2 separate regions of the Homo sapiens genome follow, and region 1 is linked to region 2. A link is an interaction called in ENCODE POLR2A ChIA-PET data of the cell type or tissue named here. Cell type or tissue: K562. All regions are shown on one strand.

Evidence for each region. Peaks named below come from ENCODE experiments on the same cell type or tissue, not always from the same donor. Only the 100,000 strongest peaks of a DNase experiment are listed, where the experiment ranks them.
Region 1: POLR2A ChIA-PET joins it to region 2 with 9 read pairs; 3 of 35 experiments call an interaction of 5 or more read pairs at or near these places.

Annotation. Positions count from the first base shown.
Region 1 is chr11:83,149,960-83,153,959 of GRCh38, reverse strand. No RefSeq gene overlaps it. Among named protein-coding and RNA genes, the nearest start is that of PCF11, 5.2 kb to the left of the region's middle. In K562, no CTCF peak of the experiment used is centred here; a DNase peak (open chromatin) is centred at 2,099.
Region 2 is chr11:82,727,142-82,731,141 of GRCh38, reverse strand. It overlaps FAM181B (family with sequence similarity 181 member B), which reads left to right. Exons shown (of 1, transcript NM_175885.4): 1 at 1-1,202. Among named protein-coding and RNA genes, the nearest start is that of FAM181B, 4.7 kb to the left of the region's middle. In K562, no CTCF peak of the experiment used is centred here; no DNase peak of the experiment used is centred here; H3K27me3 peaks cover 1,421 bases.

The DNA.
Region 1 (4,000 bases), 420 kb before region 2:
CTGAGATCATGCTACTGCCCTCCAGCCTGGGCGACAGAGCCAGACTGCGTCTCAAAAAAAAAAAAAAGGAAATGAAAATTGAAAGCCAATCCCTTTAAAATCAAATAGTTATCGAGCACTGTCAGCAGGTAGAATTTCCCCCTTTTATATGTAAACCCAGTGTATGTAGATAATATGCAGCAATAATATTTACCTGTTATATATGCATATACATTTATTTATTCTTGCTAGAAATATGTAGTTTACTTATATAAACTTTTTTTATTTTTGGAGACAGGGTCTCACTCTGTCACCCAGGCTGGAGAGTGCAGTGGTGCGACCTCAGGTCACCGCAACCTCTGCCTCCAGAGCTCAAGGGATCCTCCTACCTCAGCCTCCTGAGTAGCTGGGACCACAGGCCTGCACCACTACACCCGGCTAGTTTTTTGTATTTCTGATAGAAGATGGGGTTTCGGCATGTTTTCCAGGCTGGTCTTGAACTCCTGGGCTGAAGCAATCCTCCCACTTTGGCCTCCCAAAGTGTTGGGATTACAGGAGTGAGCCACTGCTCCCTGCAACATTATTATTTACATGTTTTATAACCACAAAAGTAATGCATGCTTATTTTAAAGAATTCAAATACAAGTACACAAAGAAAAAATGAAAATTCCATCTCTCTGCCCTTGGCCATAAGGTAACCACTGCTCACAGTTTAATATCTATCTTTCCATGCCTTTTTCAATGAACGTACACATAAACACAATATGTAAAGCTTTTTTTTTGTTTCTTTAATTTCACCACCTTTCTGACTGGGAAGTGTAAATCTATGTTTTATTTTTACAAAAATATAATACACATGTGCATATATATCTATTTAATATTAATTACTTGCATTTATTTATTTATTTATTTATATTTTATTTATTTATTTTTTTTGAGATGGAGTCTTGCTCTGTCACCCAGGCTGGAGTGCAGTGGCACAATTTCGACTCACTGCAACCTCCGCCTTCTGGGTTCAAGCAATTCTCCTGCCTCAGCCTCCTGAGTAGCAGGGATTACAGGTGCCCACCATCATTCCCAGCTAATTTTTGTATTTTTAATAGGGAATGGGTTTCACCATGTTGGCCATGTTGGTCTCAAAGAACTCCTGACCTCAGGTGATCCATCTGCCTCAGCCTCCCAAAACACTGGGATTACAGGAATGAGCCACAGTGCCCGTCCTAACTTGCATTTTAAACTCAAGGTGTCACATTCATCCTTTCATGTGCATGGACTTCCTTTAAAGAACAGTCGAGATGCTGTATAATTCAAAGCATTTGTTTTTAAAGTCTGTGGCTTAGAAAGATAGCTACGGCAAGAATCAAGCCATTCTAATGTTGGCTCTAAACCAGGCTCTAAAATTGGCATGTAGTAGATATTCAATGAATATTTGTTGACTGATCCAGGCCCTGATTTCAATTTCACCTTGCTTGTCCATTGTTATCCTCCAACAGTATGAATAGACAAATGCAGCATTAGTTGAGAACTTAGGGTGGAGGTTGAACTTGGTATTATGGAGTTTAGAGATAGTGATTATCAGGAAAGGACCCTGGCTCACAATTCAAATGCGTGATAACCAAATTCCAAAAACCAGTTCATCATTTTAAGACTTAGAAAATATATTTTGCCAGCAATCTTTTCACTCATTTGCAGAAAAATATGATTTAGTGAACAATAGTTCTTAATTTTAAGTTTTGCTCCCATATATTTATCTTATCTATTGGCATCTCCTTCCATATATAGATGAAGAAAGCAAAAGAACAAGCAGCAAATGAATACTCACCTCCAAAACATGAATTCATAACTAATTGTACACATAATAATCTGCATTATTATATATTATTATCTGGGGTCTCTCTCTAGAAATAGAGAATAAAAAGTCTAAGCTAATAGAAAACTTCCAAAAATATTATTTCATAAATTTTATTTATAAAATGTGTAGTATCCTCTGGAATATATGTGTGTGTGTGTGTGTGTGTGTGTGTGTATTTGTATACACGTATTTAGAGAAAGAAAGAGAATAAAAGATATTCTTGGGAAAAAAGTTGCTTCTGTTCGTTCTTTCATTTGTTCATTCAGTGTGGCCCATGCTCTCAAGGAGCTCATAGTCAACTGGGTCAGATAAGAAATTAAACCAGGGTGGGGCACCGTGACTCATGCCTGTCATCCCAGCACCTTGGGAGGCCTAGGCAGGCAGATCACTTGAGGTCAGGCAAATATATAACATCTAACAGGTAAATATTATTTGCCAACATGGCAAAACCCCGTCTCTACTAAAAATACAAAAAAAATTAGCTGGGCGCGGTGGTGAACGCCTGTAATTCCAGCTACTTGGAGGCTGAGGCAGGAGAATCACTTGAACCCGAACTTAAGAGGCAGAGGTTGCAGTGAGCTGAGATCACGCCACCTGCACTCCAGCACTCCAGCCTGGGCAACAGAGCACGACTCATCTCAAAAAAAAAAAAAAAAAAGAGTTGTCTGCTTTGTGTGCCTAAGTAAAATATAATGTTGCTTAATGAAGGGTGACAGAGTGGAAGTGTCATGGGGAAAAAGCAAATGTACTGTATATCATACATTTGGTGGGGGTTGTAAGATTGTTTATTTTACACACTGCCATGGTTTGAATCTCCATTTTTTGTTGTTGCTTCTTCTTTGTCAAATATGTTATTTTGACATATGGGTTTGGTTATAAAGTTTATTCTAAAACTTATGTGAATTAGTTGTTTTTGTTTCTTTTGAGACAGAGTCTTGCTCTGTCGCCCAGGCTGGAGTACAATGGCGTGATATCAGCTCACTGCCAACTTCTGCCTCCCAGGTTCAAGCGATTCTCCTGCCTCAGGCTCCCAAGTAGCTGGGACTACAGGCGCGTGCTACGACACCCAGCTAATTTTTGTATTTTTAGTAGAGACAGGTTTCCACCATGTTGGCCAGGCTGGTCTCAAACTCCTGACCTGAAGTGATCCTCCCACCTTGGCCTCCCAAAGTGCTGGGATTACAGGCGTGAGCCACCTTGCCAGGCCTAAATATTATGTGAATTAGTTATAACTGCATTATATTCTAAAATTCATTTCCTGGCTGGGCAAGGAGACCCCATCTCTATATAAAAAAAAAAAGTTTAAAAAAGGAAAAAAAAGTAAAATTCATTTCCCAAATTGGTGGTGGTTTCTGTGAGTCAAAATAAAAGAGCTCATTCTCATCGCATAAGTGGTTTTCTGCTACTGGTTTTTGCTTGAGAGGCCTGGTTCATCTGCTTTCTCCAGAACTGTCCTGTGCCAGGAAATAACTTAAGCCAAGGCAAGCATAGAGCCTGTTATCAGACAAGAGAGTTAAACCAAAGGGATGTATACATGGATTATTACATGGAGAAACCATAATCAGAATAGTGGTTTAAAGCATGAAGTCTGATGAAATGATTGATTGTCTCTGCAGCAGCTTCTTAGCCTCATGACTCTTAGAAAGTTATTTAACTTCTGTAAGCTTCCGTTTTCCCATATTTAAAAAGAAAATAATGACAACTCTCACCTCGTAATGTTGTTATAAAGACGGAATGAGATGTCATACTCTATTGTGAGACTTTACCATTGTATATTTGACCCAGCAATCCCACTAAAGACCAATTTACTCAAACACGGGGAAATAAAATAAAAGAATGAAGAAACTGTACTACTGTAGAGCAATCTTTAAGATATATTTCGTTTCAACTATACCACAAAGCAACCATTTAAAAAAAAAATTCATTGAAAGAATAAGTAAAAAAATAAAGGCAAGATACAGAACTGTTTATATGATATTCCAGTACTGCATTAACTAAAAAAAATTCAAGGAAAAAATATATACATATAAATATGTATTTGTATGTACATGTAATATCACTGGAAGAATATAAAAAAGAGCTGGTAACAATAATTGCCTGTGGACCAGGCAACCAGAAGACAGGGCAAGAAGAAATCTTTTCAGTTAATTCTCTTTTTAGTGTTTTAAA
Region 2 (4,000 bases):
CCGAGGGAGATTTGGGGAAAAAGAAATATTTTTACCAGCCATGAATGTGGCAGAGAGGACACATGGCACCAATAGGTTGGTTAAGGGGCAGGGGAGGAAAGACTGGTGGGAAGTGAGCAGCTGGAGGGAAAAGAGGAGCCCTTGGTGCTGTAGAACTGCGGGGAGAAAGGCATGAAGAGAGCAACGCCCAGAACATCTGAGTGAGAGGCTGCCTTCTGATGATGCTGCAAAGGAGAGCTGCTTGGCTTCAAGGCACCCAGGATTGATTGCAGGAATATCTGGATGTGAGTTAGTTGAAAACCGAGTGTTACCGCAAGAGGTGTAAAAATCCAGGTTCATGTTTGCACACATCAAAAGTATTGTGATATTTTCATAAAAGAATTTCTGGAAAAAATGAGTATTAACCAATGGTAGATGCAACTTTAAATGCTATCAGTAAGTCATTTTCTTCTGAATAAAGCCTTTCTTAAGAAAGCACCACAGGAAATAGAACGAGTACTGTTAATGATGAAAAGAACTTTTGCAACTCCAGAAAGCTAATGTCTATTGGATTTCTTCCAAAGTGGTTAAAGGTGATTAATTCCATTGTGCTAACAGAATATTACTTAATAACGATTTAATTTGTCTAAACTGTTGTGAATACAATCCAGGATACACTTGCACAGTAGGAAAACATTAATAACCCTGTGACTGTTACTAAGACTATAGTGTCATTGTAATGTTTCTTAATTCTCCTCTCCTTTCTTACCTAGTGTAGTAAAACAGGTTATCTCTCTCCTACTGTTTTGCTTGCTATACGTTTAATTAATAATAATATCAACATTGTTTCCGCATCCCAGGCATTTAAGCTAACTCACTGAGCCTCTTAATATTGCCATGATGTAGGTGCTTGATACTGTTTGGATCTGTGTCCCTAGCCAAATGTCATCTCTAATTGTAATCCCCACATGTCGAGGGAGGTCCTAGTGGAAGGTGATTGGATCATGGGGGTGGTTTCCTCCATGCTGTTCTTGTGATAGTGAGGGAGTTCTCATGAGATCTGATGGTTATAAAGTGTGGCACTTCCTTGCTATCTCTCTCTCCTGCCACCATGTAAGACGTGCCTTCCTGCTGCTTCACCTTCTGCCATGATTGTAAGTTTCATGAGGCCTCCCAGCCATGTGGAACTGTGAGTCAATTAAACCTCTTTCATTTATAAATTACCCAGTCTCAGGTAGTATCTTTATAGCAGTGTGAGAACAGACTAATACAGTACTGTCATTATCCCTATTTGAAAACTGAGGCTCAGGTAAGATAAATAGCTTGTCAACAGCAAGTGGTGGATCCAAGATCCAAATATACAAGTGTCCTAATACCAAGACCTGCCTGTTACTTGCCAGGCTCTCCTGTGCTTTGTACATGTGTGTGGTTTCCAGTTCCCTGTATTATGGTACTAGCAGGTTTTTTCAACTTCAGCACTATTGACATTTTGGGTGTCATAATTCTTTGCTGTGGGAGCTATCCTGTGCATTGTAGAGTGTTTAGCAGCACCCCTGGCCTCTACCCATTCGAAGCCAGTAGCACTGCCTTAGTTGTGACAATAGAAAAATATCCCCATTACCTCATGTCTCCCTGGGAGGAAAAATTACTGCCAGTTGAGAACCACTATGCTAGAGAAATGTATATAGAAAGTGTCTGTGGGGTGTTTGGTGCTTTCATATACATTATTTCCTTTGTTCCCTACAGAGGCCTGTGCTTCGGTGTTATTATCTTCATTGTTATAGGTGACAAATAAGAAAGGCCAAGGGGAGGGGCTAAATCAACTTAGGTGCATCTCATCTCTGCTGATTTACCTGCAGTGAACGAGTAACTTAACCAAATTGAAGCATGGTTTATGCATTGGAAAAATTGGATAACGATCGATCACAAAGCGTTATTGTGATTTGGCATAGGGTATATATAAATATCCTCTAAGAGGAAGGGGGCAGTACTTAGTAGCAGACAACCAAGGCTTGGCATTATGTCAAGGTTCCAATCCATCCTGTTACTCAGGTCCCTATGTAGCCCTATTCCTCCCCACCTTGCCTTCCAGTCTGGGCACATAATGTGTCTGACCATGCCGCTTACTGTAGTACAGTAAGTACTGCCCATTAGTAATTGTTTTGCCAAGGACTGAAATTATTGTTTCCTCTGTTATATCAGTTTCTGCTGAAAGCTGTTAGAATCTTTTTTTTAAAAAAAATCTCTTGCTTAGCCACATCCCTGCCCATAGAGAATTCTTTTTTTTTTTTAAGACAGTGTCTCACTCTTGTCACCCAGGCTGGAGTGCAGTGGCGTGATCTCGGCTCACTGCAACCTCCGCCTCCCAGGTTCAAGCAATTCTCCTGCCTCAGCCTCCTGAGTAGCTGGAATTACAGGTACCCACTGCCACACCTGGCTAATTTTTGTATTTTTAGTAGAGACGGGGTTCACCATGTTGGCCTGGCTGGTCTTGAACTCCTGACTGCAAGTGATCCGCCCGCCTCAGCCTCCCAAAGTGCTGGGATTGCAGGCATGAGCCACCACGCTTGGCCAAGAATTCTTTTTAAGTGCAATGGTAGGTATTTTTCAAGACTAGAAATATGCTATAATATGCGTGTAGTTGTATGGCTTTGGACAGGCTGGTATGGCTTTGAACAGGCTGGGTATCCTAACGTGGTAATAATAATTATGCTTGCATGCCTCATAGTCATGATCCTCCATCTCAGCTGGGTGTTCCTTGGTACCTGGAATGTGTTTTAGTGTCTTCCTGTATCCTCCTCATGTCCCAAACCTTTGCGCATCTCCATTCAAGCCTCCACCCTATCCCTTCTCTCACTCCCAGGTCCTGACAAGATGGAGACCATGTGTTGTGACACCCTTCCATTTCCCACCCCACTTTTCCACACAATTTCTCTCTTCAGCAAGCAGGACCTTCTCTTGCCCTCATGGTTCAGGATCCTGCCCCTCCTGCCTCATGAGGACAAGCTGTTGCTCCATCTTCTCCTTATTGGCCATATCTTCAGCCTCATCCTTGCTCCCCACTTTTTTCTCTCATGCTAGAAATAAACGTTTAGCATGATTTTTAAAAGAAAGAACAAAGAGGAATAAGTAAGTGAAAAGCTCTCTCAGCCCTGTATCCCTCCCTAGATATTTCTCCGTCATCTTTTCGTAAGAGTCAACTCTCTGAAAAAGAAGCTACACTTTTTGCTTCTACCTCACCTGCTACATAAACCTTAACTATTTTGAGTCTTAGGGTGACCAACCATTCCAGTTTGCTTGAGACTGTTTCAGTTTTAGCGTTGAAGTTCCACATAACAAGAAATCCCTTAGTTCTAGGCAAATGCCATTTCTGCCCTACCATTTCCCAGGAATTTCTCTCGTGGAAGCTTCAATTACCAAACATGGGGTCTTCAGACTTCAGGGTTTTTTGTTGTTGTTGTTGTTGTTTTGAGACAGAGTATCGCTCTGTCGCCCAGGCTGGAGTGCAGTGGTGTGATCTCGACTCACTGCAAGCTCTGCCTCCTGGGTTCACGCCATTCTCCTGCCTCAGCCTCCCGAGTAGCTGGGACTACAGGCGCCCGCCACCACGCCCGGCTAATTTCTTTTTTTGTATTTTTAGTAGAGAGGGGGTTTCACTGTGTAAGCCAGGATGGCTATGATCTCCTGACCTTGTGATCCACCCGCCTCGGCCTGTAATCCCAAAGTGCTGGGATTACAGGCGTGAGCCACCGCCCCCGGCCAGACTTCAGTTTTTTTGACTTCTGTGCCACATTTAAACAGTTGGGCTCTGTCTCCCTAAAACTCTCCTCTTTGGGTTTTTGATATCTCATTTGCTTTTGGTTTTCCTCATAACTTCCTGGCCATGCCTTCTTCCTCACTGATGTGACCTTATACATTGGTGTGACCCAGGGTTCCCTCACTTCTGTCCTGTATTCTTTGCCCTCCATACATTCTTTCTGGGTGTTAGTGTCTTTTCCCAAGGGATTAGTTATTCTTAATG